Linked DNA regions of Homo sapiens: region 2 is linked to region 1. Evidence: chromatin contacts called from ENCODE Hi-C or POLR2A ChIA-PET data. All regions are on one chromosome and are shown on one strand. The core of a region is the stretch at or near the end of the contact, and the rest is flanking DNA. Distances in the headings are between cores, read along the strand shown. Region 1 overlaps LDLRAD3 (low density lipoprotein receptor class A domain containing 3). Region 2 overlaps TRIM44 (tripartite motif containing 44).

The links. Hi-C counts contacts between places; a loop is a spot of excess contacts on that map. ChIA-PET counts read pairs that join two places held with the same protein, here RNA polymerase II (POLR2A). Pooled maps may share reads with other maps.
Region 2: a map of PC-9 shows a loop between it and region 1 (3-fold over the local background). The contact joins two enhancer-like sites. A Hi-C loop is called at or near these places in 1 of 168 maps with a recorded cell type or tissue (PC-9) and 4 of 50 pooled maps. POLR2A ChIA-PET finds 5 or more read pairs at or near these places in 1 of 52 experiments (Panc1).

What each region holds. Positions count from the first base shown.
Region 1 is chr11:36,146,729-36,153,009 of GRCh38, forward strand. All of the region lies in intron 4 of LDLRAD3 (low density lipoprotein receptor class A domain containing 3), which reads left to right. Among named protein-coding and RNA genes, the nearest start is that of COMMD9, 140 kb to the right of the region's middle. RefSeq lists enhancers at 2,550-3,749, 2,689-3,262, 3,142-3,321. Within about 2 kb of position 3,128, at least 14 of the 41 ENCODE cell types and tissues checked have a DNase peak (open chromatin) inside an H3K27ac peak, as active enhancers do; they include PC-9 and Panc1, where a contact is called at or near this core.
Region 2 is chr11:35,791,650-35,797,930 of GRCh38, forward strand. All of the region lies in intron 4 of TRIM44 (tripartite motif containing 44), which reads left to right. Among named protein-coding and RNA genes, the nearest start is that of TRIM44, 130 kb to the left of the region's middle. Within about 2 kb of position 4,947, at least 5 of the 41 ENCODE cell types and tissues checked have a DNase peak (open chromatin) inside an H3K27ac peak, as active enhancers do; they include PC-9 and Panc1, where a contact is called at or near this core.

The sequences.
Region 1 (6,281 bases), core at 1,878-4,377:
GGAGTCCCAAGATTTCTTGTCTCTGTGTCCCAAATTTCCCTCTACTTTATTTTATTTTATTTTATTTTATTGATTGATTGAGATGGAATCTTGCTTTGTCACCCAGGCTGGAGTACAGTGGCGTGGTTTTGGCTCACTGCAACCTCCGCCTCCCAGCTTCAAGTGATTCTCTCTCCTCAGCCTCCTGAATAGCTGAGACTACAGATGCATACTGCCACATGCAGCTAATTTTTGTATTTTTAGTAGAGACAGGGTTTCACCGTGTTAGTCAGGCTGGTCTCCAACTCCTAACCTCGAGTGACCCACCCACCTTGGCCCCCAAAGTGCTGGATTACAGGCGTTAGCCACCATGACTGGCCCCCATATTTACTTTTTTTTTTTTTTTTTTTTTTTTTTTTTTTTTTTTTGAGACGGAGTCTTGCTCTGTCATCCAGGCTGGAGTGCAGTGGCATGATCTCGGCTCACTGCAAGCTCCGCCTCCCTGGTTCATGCCATTCTCCTGCCTCAGCCTCCCGAGTAGCTAGGACTACAGGCACCCACCACCACACCCAGCTAATTTTTTTGTATTTTTAGTAGAGACAGGGTTTCACCATGTTAGCCAGGATGGTCTCAATCTCCTGACTTTGTGATCCACCCGCCTCGGCCTCCCAAAGTGCTGGGATTACAGGCATGAGCCACCACACCCGGCCCCTCTATTTACTTTTAAAAGGACACCAGTCATTTGACTTAGGGTCAAGTCTAAATGCAAGATGATCTCATCTAAAGTTCCTTAACTCAATTACATCTGCAGAGACCCCGTTTTCCAAATAAAGTCATATTCACAGGCACCAGGGGTTAGAACATGGACATAACTTTTGAGGGACACAGTTCAACCCCCTACACATAGTATCATGTACACATTCTCAAGTTATTAACAATTCCTAAAACAATCAGTGTTTCAGAATATCTCCTCATGGGGCTGTGGTATGATGTATCTGACACTGCAGTTGCCAGACTCCTGTGATTCTGACCTCTTACATCACTGCAAAGCAATACCTGACTTTGCATATGCCCTGTGGTATTACAAGGGTGAGCCACCAGCTTGAGTCTTTATTGCCTGGGCCTTTATTTCTTTTCCTTTTTTCCATTAGTTGTTTTTTATTTTTATTTTTATTTCTTTTGAGACAGAGTTTCACTGTGTTGCCCAGGCTGGAGTGCAGTGGTGCAATCCTGGCTCACTGCAACCTCCACCTCCCAGGTTTAAGCGATTCTCCTGCCTCAGCCTTGCGAGTAGCTGAGATTATAGGCACCCACCACCAGCCTCGGCTAATGGTTGTATTGTTAGTAGAGACGGGGTTTCACCATGTTGGCCAGGCTGGTCTTGAACTCCTGACCTCAGTGATCTGCCCACCTCGGCCTCCCAAAATGCTGGGATTACAGGCGTGAGCCACCACACCTGGCCAGATTGTTTTCATTGTTTCTGTTTTTCTTATTAAATAAATGTTATATATCTAGCATAGGGATTTTAGAAAAGGAGCCCAGTGATGGTCCTCTCCTTGGTTCTCAACCCTGTGATCTTTGTGTTTTAACCCCTGCCCTGTCACTTTAGGGATCTGGAAGCGGGAAGGAGACATCTGCGAGTGCTCAGATGACTATCTCGATACACTCAGGGTGTATTTTCTGGGGTGACTGTAGGGGCATCTCGGTTCATTTGGTGGCAAATCCAACTTTTCTATTCCCTAACGAGGACTTTGCTGCCTTTATGATTTTTCTCTCACTGCCTGCTTTTGGAAAAATCTTCTGACAGTTATATTTACCAGTAGAACTAGAAGGGAATGCTTCAGTCTATCCTGTGTTTAGAGTCATGGAGTTGGAGGAGGTTTGGGTGGGAATCTGAGTGACAGCCAAGGAGAAGGAGATAGGGCCGTCTTGGGGTTTTCTGCAGTCTCAGACTCTGGGTCTTTGTATGACCCTTGGGAACATGAAGCAGCCAGGGAATGGAGCCAGGACCACTTTACCCCAGCAAGACTCCCAAGCTATATCTTCAAAGGTCTGAGGGACATGGTGCATTCACTTGTCTTCTGCTACCCACAGATGACCAGCTCTGTGAAGGAGGCATCCCCTGGCTTGGGTAGGCAGAAAGTGTTGGAAAGGAATTGAAGTAACATTTCAGTTTGAAGGTTTTGTAACAGATGGTGGTGGCAGCTGCTCTAGGAGAGACAAATGAAGTTAGTGAAATGGTCCTTCATTCAGTCTACCTTGTGCATCCATCCATTTAGCCAACTGTGTTGATACGTATGATGAACCAGGCCCCATGTCGCACACTGGGATGATAAAGAGAGAACACCTGGCCACAGCGTCTGGAAACTCCTTATCTAAGAAGAGGGACAGACTCATGCCCACATGATGAGTTCTGTTGAGTACCAAGGTAGCAGAAAAGGGGAGCTTTGAACTCCATTTGGGAGTAGCCAGGGAAGATGGCCTTTCTGCAAGATTCTTGAGGGAATGATCAGGCACTCAGGCCTGGGAGGGGAGAAGACATCAGACGTCAGGGGATGGTCAGATGCCTGTGCAGAAGGTAAAATGAAATCTGTCAGATAAAATCTACAAAAGAATAGCGGTTGGAGAGTTGTGGGCACAACAAATGCAAAGACCATCCTGGATAAAGTTAAGTTGGCAGGAAGCAAGAGAAAAAGGGGAAAGAAAGTATCAGTATGCAGTCGCTAGAAAGGATAGGACAAAATAACCCAACTTGGAAGGCCCCAGAAAGACAAATGATTCAAGAAGCACCGTCTGTGTCTGAGACGCTGTCCCTGCACAGCAGTGTTGTCCAGCTGGTGAGAGATGAGGATGAGAGGGAGTTTGAATCTGTTCGCTGCTCCTATCTACCTGTTGAAAATGTCAGAGCTGTGAGTCTGCTTCTGGGCTGGTGGCCAGGGTCTGTGGCTCCCAGCGCTGTAGTGTCCTGCCACGTTTGTCTCAGTTGGTAATTGGGTAGAAAACCATCTCCTGGGGCTTGGTGACCAGGGTATGAGGGCACTGAACACAGTGCCAGAGCTTCCAGAAGTGCTGGGGCAGGTGCATCCCTTGCTGACTTGGGGCCCCATTGAGGCTCTGCGTCTGTTCCTCATGACTCATGAATGTGTTCCTCATGACTGTTCCTCATGACTCATGTTCCTCATGACTCATGACTCATGAATGTGGCTGAATTGAGGGCTAAAGCCCTGGGTCTCTCTTACAGCATTGCTTTGGCATTCACCAGGCCAGGGCAGGCGTGAACGGTGGAATAGGGAGTGTGGTAGGATGAGGTGGAAGGTGGGGTGTCCTTTTTCATTCCCCAAAACAGCTTTCTTGAACTATCCACCAGGCTGCAGGGGGTATCGTTTACCTGGGGACTGTGTGGTGTCCCATCTCTAGGGAAGAACAATGTTGCCTCCTAGTGGCTGTGTCTGTCTTGGACACCGGTATCTGAGAACTGAGAACAATATTTGTTCCATAAATGAGGCATGAATATTACTCTTTAAAGATTCCCTGTTGAAGGCAGGCACAGTGGCTCACACGTGTAATCTCAACACTTTGGGAGGCTGAGGCAGCAGGATCACTTGGGGCCAGGAGTTTGAGAACAGCCAGGGCAACAAAGTGAGACCTCATCTCTACAAAAAAATTAAAAATTAGCCAGGCGTGGTACCACACGCCTGTAGTCCCAGCTACCCAGGAGGCTGAGGTGGGAGGATCACTTGCACCCAGGAGTCCCAGGCTGCCGTGTGTTATAATTGTACCAGTGCACTCCAGCGTGGGTGGTAGAGCGAGACCTTGTCTCTTTAAAAAAAAATAAAAAAGGCAAGACCATCCTGGCTAACACAGTGAAACCCCATCTCTACTAAAAATACAAAAAAAATTAGCCGGGCGTGGTGGCGGGCGCCTGTAGTCCCAGCTACTTGGGAGGCTGAGGCAGGAGAATGGTGTGAACCCAGGAGGCAGAGGTTGCCGTGAGCCAAGATTGAGCCACTGCACTCCAGCCTGGGCAACAGAGCAAGACTCTGTTTCAAAAAAATAAATAAATAAAAAATTAAAAAGGAAAGAAAGAAAGAAAGATCCCTTGTTGAAGCTGAATGCCCATGCCCAAATTCTGGCCTTCTCTCTACCTCCTGCTTTTGCAGTAGCTTTCTAATGAGCCTTCCTGACCTCCAGTCCTTGTCACTGAAAGCCCAGTCCTGCTTGTCTTGCTGTCTGTGTTCAAACACACAATAGCCCCTCATTGCCAGTAGCATAAAGCTGAATCTCTTACTGGACATGGAAAGTTCTCCGAGGTCTGATCTGTTCACCACATGCACCCATAGGCACCTCTGAACAATCCTTGGTTTCCCACCTTTCAGGCACACTTTTCTGTCTGTCTAGAACGCCCTCACCAGTCTAGCCAGGCCAGAGGTTTCCAGTTGTTCAAATTGTAATTCACATGGTGCTGTTTCAGTGAATCATGCTCATATCTGGGAATGACCTGAATTCTATCCCAGCTCTGATGTACCCACATGGTAACATTAGAGACAGTCATAATAGCAGCTACTGTGTATTGAGCACTTACTACACAATACACAGTATTGTGTAGTAAGATGGGCCAGGGGTGCACATCGCAAAACTTCAGGGGGTGCCATTTACATCGAATACAGAAGAGAGGCACTGCTGGCCACTGTGCCAAGACCTTCATATAGATAATCTCAGCCCTAACAGTTGGACTCTGTTACCGCCATTTTACGAAGAAGGAAACTAAGGCTACAAATGTTAAGTTTCTTGCCCAGGGCCACATAGCTAGTAAACAATTGGGCTGGGCTGTAGTCAACTCAGGTCTCTTTCCAAAGCCCATGGTCTTTCCATGGCACTCCGCTCCCTCCTTAATAGATGCTAAGTTCCGTGAGGGCGGGATCCCACTTTGAATTGTTTTTAGTCTTCCACCTCCTCCATTGAGCTTGATAAATGTATATTGGTCAAAATCCCCAGTCCTGTCTAGTGCCAGTTACACATCAGTGTCTGTAGTAGAGACCCTGGCGCTAGCATGAATTCTACCAAGCAGGCTAGACTTTACAATCAATCAATAGAATAAAAGGAAGGAAAATAAACAGTTCCTCCCAGCCCACTGAGTACTATTGTCTTGTCTCTTAGTACCACTACAAGGAAATGCTAGATCATGAGCTGGGGCTACCAGAGAGCTTCATAGACTTGACCCCAACACTTTAGCTGGATGACTTGGAGAAAATTACCCCAAAGTGTCTGCAGTGACTTCTGTGACCACCACCAGCTTCCCAAACCAGCCCATCCAACTCCCTTTTCCTGAGTGAGGTAAAAACTGGTAGAACCAAGGAATGCTGAATTTCCAAACGCCTCCTAAGGGAACTGAAACCGCAAATTGGCCACTTGGCTGAGAAATGCTCTCTTTCCCTCCAACACACACTTTCCTTTTCCTTTAGCTAAAGAATCCATAGATGAGTCTCACTTTGTGATACACGTGCTCCTGAAAGCTGTGTGGAATTGAGTCATTTTCTAAATTCACCAGGGAATCTTTCCATTTTAAAGAAAATCTCTAGTCAGTTATAAAACCAGATGCTATCAGAGACAGAAAGACCATTAGAGGTTTATCTAATTCAGCTTTCGTCTCATTTTACAGATGAGAAAACCAGAGAGGTTAAGTGACTTGGCCACAGTCACACAGCTCGTTAGCGATAGGAATTGACCTTAAGTCAAACAGAGCCTTAGGTCCTCTGATGCTGGTGCCAGTGCTTTCCCCTTTCCAAACCTCTTTCATAATGAAATCACCCAGCCCCTACCCGTGTCCCTATTCACTCCCACCAAAAAAATCCTCCATATAGTCTGTTTTACAAATTCATCCATTCTTCTTTCAGGGAGGGTTTCATCTATACTTCTGGCTTTGTCTGCTTCCAACTCCCTTTGGCCATTTGCACAGATCAGCTTTTCTAACAGAAAGGTGTGCAGAAAAAAGTTGAAATAGCAGGTCTGTTTTAGGATAAATAGTTGGGACGCTTGACAGCTTGCACCTGGTTTCCCCCAGACTTTACTCCATGCACCTTTTTCCATGCTATTTTTGCTCTGTAACCTTTTGCTCTAATACATTGTGCCTGTGAGTACAAGTATATGCTGAGTCCTGTGAGTCCTCTTAGCAAATCTTCACAATTGGGGTGCTCTTGGGGACCTCCAACAAAGAGGGAGAGGAAGCTTTCAGTCAAGGGTACAATCAAGCAGTCTCCTTTCTTAATTGAGGCAGGGATGATTAAGGTTTGTGGATGAATACT
Region 2 (6,281 bases), core at 3,697-6,196, 350 kb before region 1:
TTGTTCAAGCTGTTCCCTCCACCTGGCATACCCCCCGCTCCTTGCCCCGTTGTCTTCCTAGAAAATACCAATCCATCTGTCAACACTCAGTGATAAAGTCTTCTCTGACTCTGTAGGTGGAATTTAGCACTTCTTCTCTTATGGCTCATAGCTACATTCTTTGCTATACTGTGAGCTCCTGAATGGTAGAGATATCTGATACACCACTGTGTTCCATCACTGGCATGTATTTGGGGCTCAGTCACTGTGAGGTGAAAGAATAGCCACTGACTTCAGGAGGGGAGTGATACAAAAACAGTTGAATTTAGTTGAGTACTCATTAGGCAGCAGGCTGAACACATTATATCCATTATCTCATTTAATATTTGCATCAACTCTTAAGAGGTAGATCTTAATACCATCCCTTCCTGAGGAGTTGCCCCTACACACACACACACACACACACACACACACACACACACACTCTCTCTCATCATTCTCTATTCCAGCATCCTGGTTTATTTTCTTCATATCCACTATCTGAAATTATTTACGTGTTTGTTGTCAACTTACTGGAAATTAAGCTCCATGAAAACAAGGACTTTGTCAGTCGTTTTCACTGCTATTTTACCTATTTGAGTGCCTTATATACTGTGGGTACTCAATAAATACTTGTTCACTGAAAGCACAAATGAAGGAATGACTCCCCATTTCACAGATGAGGAAACTGAGGCCTAGATGTTAAATAGCTTTGCCAAAGTTACACAGCTCAGAGCTGAAGGGCTTGGATGGTAAGTAATCCTGGTCTCATTCCAAAGTGGATGATCCTAACATATTATACTACCTCCTGTAGGAATTCTTCAAGTAGACAGATCTTAGTGCTCGTAGAGAAAGGTATGCTTTCCTGCTGGATGTAGTTTTTACCTTGAAGGTTTACCTTCCCTGCCTCTTATCTCACCAGTGAAATCCCTCCTTCTGGGCCAAAGCAAGTTATGAGAGCTGCCATATGCCAGCTGCCAAATGTCTTCAGTGCCAGGCATGTTGCCAAACTAGGGGTAAAATAGTGAATGAGAAACAAATGCAGCCTCCAAAGAGCTCAAGTGACAAAGACTGACTTTTACAACATAACGGTGCTGAGGTGCACTGAAGCCCTGAACCTCTGGAGGCTGCAAGGATAGAGCAGTGATGTGTCAGACCACCTGCATCACTGGTTCCCTGATGGCACTTAATTCAAATTTCATCCTTTGGTAGGGTCTAGTGAAAATCAGCTCAAACCTTGAAAGATATTTCTATGTAACCTAATTAAATGAGTGAGACCTTGGTGCCTCTCACTGCAGGACAGGCAGGATTGAAAATGAAACCAATATCTGACCCAACGAGATTCTGTCCTAAGTTCAGGGGAACAGGTTTTGGTGGCAGGCCCTTTTACATGACTGTTTGCTGGAGCCCACAAGAACCAAGATGAGAATCTGAGGGAAATGGCCACTTTGCAGCCAGGTTACAACAGGAGAGTCATGACCGGCTGCAGTTATAAAAACTGAAAAAAAAAAAAAGAAATCTAGCTGTGCGGCTTCTTTTTTAAAAAACAAACAACAAATAAAAAGACACTATTGGGGCCAGGCATAATGGCTCACACGTGTAATCCCAGCACTTTGGGAGGCTGGGGCAGCCGGATCACCTGAGGTCAGGAGTTCGAGACCAGCCTGGCCAACATGGTGAAAACCCGTCGCTACTAAAAATACAAAAATTAGCCTGGCATGGTGGTGTGTGCCTGTAATCCCAGCTACTCAGGAGGCTGAGGCAGGAGAGTCGCTTGAACCCAAGAGGCGGAGGTTGCAGTGAGCCAAGATTACGCCACTGCACTCCAGCCTGTGCGACAGAGTGAGACTCTGTCTCAAAAATAAATAAATAAACTAAGAGACTATTGGGATCCCCTGTAACGAGGAGAAAGTTTTCGAGTAATTGGTGCCCAGACTGGAGTTTGAGTCTGCCAAGGCCTTGGAACATCTTTAGCAACAAGGTACCAGTTACCTCCTCTGCTACTAGTAATGAGGCATTACCAATAACCCAGCTGAATAAATGCAGCCAGCTGATGTCACAAGCCCCCTCATGTGCTCCCTTCACTCCTCATTGCCCGGGGCCAAAAACAAGAGCCAGGCCATGGTAGTTTCAGCGCTGCCTAGGATTGTGGGACCTTGGGATGTTACTTCCTTTGTCTACTCTGTATTTTCTTCGTCTGTAAAATGGAGTGTTAATGCTGTTACACAGGGTTATTATGAAAACTGTAAAGATTTGGATGAAGTGATTAATTAGTTCAGTGTCTAGCAAGTAATAACTTCCATTTATTAATTGTAAGTGCTTATAATGTATAATTATCCTCATTTTACAGATATGGAAACTTTAAAGAGGCATCTCACCCAAGGTTGTACTGCTAATGCATGCTGGAATGGGGTCTCAAAACTTAGTTGTGTGCTTTTTCCATGATCAGTCTCAACCACCACAATAACTAACCCAGCTCTCCCACTTCTGGATCCATGCCTCAGCTGACATTTCATCTGAGGGAAAGAGGGGAGCCATGAATTAAGTATCCCCTCACCTCTATCTTGGCCTTGCTGACTTGATATCATCCTCATCTCTCTCCCTTCATAGACTGTTAGGGTAAGAGGTGGATAAAGTATTAGAATCCAAGCCTGCCTTGAGAACAGCTCACAGCTGGGTTGTGGAGAGTTAGAAGTTGGCAAACACACAGCTGTTTTATAGAGAAGCCAGATGAGAACATTTCTTCATGGAGGTGAATTTGTTCTTCAGGTTTCTTTGTTTAGGGAAGGCTGGATATGAGCTTGCTTCTGCTTTGTCACTGTAACAGTATTCCCTGTCCATGGGCCACGCCATCCTTTACTCATACGGCTTCCAGTAAGGCTTACTTGTTTGTAAGAATAATCAGTTTATGATGCAGCATTTTAATTCAGTCTAGAGCTCCAGTGGTTATGTGTGCCTGGTCATTGCAGAGACAATTAGAAAAGAAATGGAGGTTGGATTTACCTGTCAAAGTAAGCTGTTCATGAGATTCCTAGGCAGTGTCTCCATGACCAGCAAGTGGCCCATGGTTTGCCTGGGAAGGTTTCTTGAACAGTCACGCTTTATACGATTGTTTTGATCATTTATTCATTCACTCAAAAACATTTGTTGCAGTTTCACCAGTGCCAAGCACATTACCAGGTACTGGTGATACGGCAGGGAACAAAATAGTTAAAGCCGTTTGCCACCACAAAATAATTTTAGATAGTGATCAGTGCTATGAAGACAATACAGCAATTTAGTGTAATAGTACAGGGATGGGGTGGCTACTCTAGATTTCCTGGTCCAGGACAGCATCTGAAAAGATGATATTGGAGCTGAGACCTGAATGTTAATGAGTCATTCATTCCAAGATGTGAGGGTAAGAGCTTTGAGGCAGACCAGCAAAGCACAAGCCTTAAGGCACAAACAAGATCAGCTTACTTGGGGAACAGAAAGAAAGCCAGCGTGGCTGGAAGGTGGCATGAATCAGGCTGGAAAGGGAGAGAGGGGCCAAAGCATGTAGGAATCTGTGGGCTATGGACTTTATTCTAGGGGTTATAGGAAGCCATTGAAGGATTTTTAAATGGGGTACTGATATAATCTATTGCACATTTTTGAAATATTATTCTGAATACAGTTTGGATAATAGGCAATAGTGCATTAAGATTAGAAGTAGGAAGACTAGTCAAGAAGCAACTCCAATAGTTCAAGCAGGAGATGGTGGCAGCAGTGGAGAAGATGAATGGACACACATGGGAGAGGTTGTGCAGGGTGAGTCAATAGGACATGCTATTGGACTCAGTGGGATAGGGAGATGGTGCTGCTAAGATTTTGAGCACCATGCTTGGCACATAGAATGCATTCTTATTCATGATAGCTGTCACCGTCTTTATTTTTTAAATGGCCTGTACACTAAAAGAACAAACTTGAGAAGGAATCTTTAGCCCATTGGAATGACAGCATGGTGCCTAGAGTGTACAGGTGACAACAGTGTTAACTCTTCCCGTTTTTTTTTAATAGATAGCAGTTTCAGAGGAAATGGGTGTTGCAGGTATGGTGAAATATTCAGGAGCCAGAAACTGACTTCCAGTCGATCTCACTCTACCATCAACTCACTGTATGACTTTTAGTCTCTCTTAGTCTTGGTTTCTTCATATGATGTTATTAAATAACTATAAAATGTTTTGAGCACTTATTGTGTGATAGGTACTATGTCAAGCTCTTTATATATCTGCCAACCACTTCATATACATTAATCTAATTTAATCCTTCCAGCAGCTCTTCTGGTAGGTACTACATTGTCCACTATTTCCAAGTACGAACACCGACCTCAAAATCACACAGCTAGTAAGTGGCAGAGCTGTGATTCAAACCCAGGTGTTTGTGACTCCTAGGTCCATATTCATAACCCGCTGCCATATGAAAAGTAGCACTAGGTCATTATGGGTTGGTATACTTCCAACTTCCTACAACTTCAGTTGAAGGTCATCATCATGGGACTCCCAAAGCTACTGAGAACTGTTTTCTGTGTGTGTGTGCGCGCGCGCACGTGTGTGTATCTGCCTCGCTCGCTCGCTGTCACACACACACTTGTGCATGCACACATACAGCGTGAATCTCTATTCAGACAGAGATTAGAGATAAGTGTCAAGTATATTTATTTATTGATCCTTTCTCTTTTTCTCTTTGGTAACTTGTGAGATACAGCAGCTGAGGCAACAGGAAATTTGAAGTCCAGCATTTTATTAAATCTTATGTTTAAGATTTCTATGGAAGGAAACTGCTTGAGAGAGATTTGGTTTCCATTATACACATGCCAAAAGAAGATGAGGAAACTGGGTCAGGTGGATTTCCTGAAGGTACAGGAAGCAGGGAAGGCAAGTCCTTGGGCTAATTTCTGCTTCTAACTCTCCACCCCCTGAAATTGCCTGGGCCCTAGTAGAGGGTATAGGAAAGGTTCCTTTCAGACCTCATCACAGGAGATCGCCAGTGATAGAAAATCCAGCAGCACTGGGGGGAGGAAAGGGAAGCTGGGGAAGGCCAATGTAAAGGCAAAGAAAAGGAAAAACTTAACTGGCCCCAGGGCATTTTTCTCTTGAAGTTCAACAGGAAACTGAGTAATGTAGAAGTTATTTTAAAGAGATGGAACAGATAGACCCATACATGCATATATATGCACACACTGTATCCCATGCCAGGTCATCTCCCTGCAGACACTTTGAAATTGCCCCGTTATTGGCAAGGGTGTGGGGAAAATGGGCATTCCTGTGCCGATGTGAGTAATGATTGTAAATCAATATAAGATTTCTGGAGGGTAGTATCAAATGCCTCTAAAACCATATCTCTTGTGTTCTTTGCAGAATATCTGATTTTAGGTCTGGGGAGGAAATAGCTAAGCCTGAAGGCTGTGTAGTGCTAGAAAGTAGGGAAGTGCTCAAAAACAAAAACAAAACAAAAAACCAGAAAACCGTTATTGATGGGGATATGTCAATGGAACATAGGACCCAACTAACAGAGCACTCAAAGGCCAAAGCTGAGCAGTTTGAGCAACAAAATAGTAATATTGGATTATAACCCAAAGAATAAAATAAACATCCATGAGTCCATTCTGATATAAATGATCAAATAAATAAATGAAGGAGAAGAGACAAAGCTCATGTTTGAAAGTATTCCACATAATGTATGTAGATATTTCACCCTCAAGGAGAGGGAACGTAACTCCTCACTCTTTAAGTATAGGTGGCTCGTAGTGACTTCCTTCCAGAGAATACACTGTGGGAATGGGAAAAAAGAGTAGCCATACCATAGAAAAACATGACAAGCACTACCTCAGCCAGGTGGTCAAGGCCACCTTCAACAGTGCTGTCATATTGATAGTATCAACCCTTGATATGATGTAATGATAATGGCACTTTACCTCTGTAATTTTCCTTCCAAAAGCCCATAACCATGGGCTAATTGTGAGAAAAACATCAGACAGCTTCCGATTGAGGGACATTCTGCAAAATACCTGATCAGCACCCCTCAAAACCGTCCTCACCATCACAAACAAGAAAAGTCTGAGAAACTGTCAGAGCCGAGAGGAGCCTATGGAAACTTAATGATGAAATGTGGTATTCTGAGTGAAATCTGGAGCAGGAAAGGGACTTTAGGGAAAAACTAAGGAAATCTCAAAATATGAACTTTAGTATGAAGGTATCAGTATTGGTTCTGTGAACCTCAAATATCTGAGACAGGTCTCA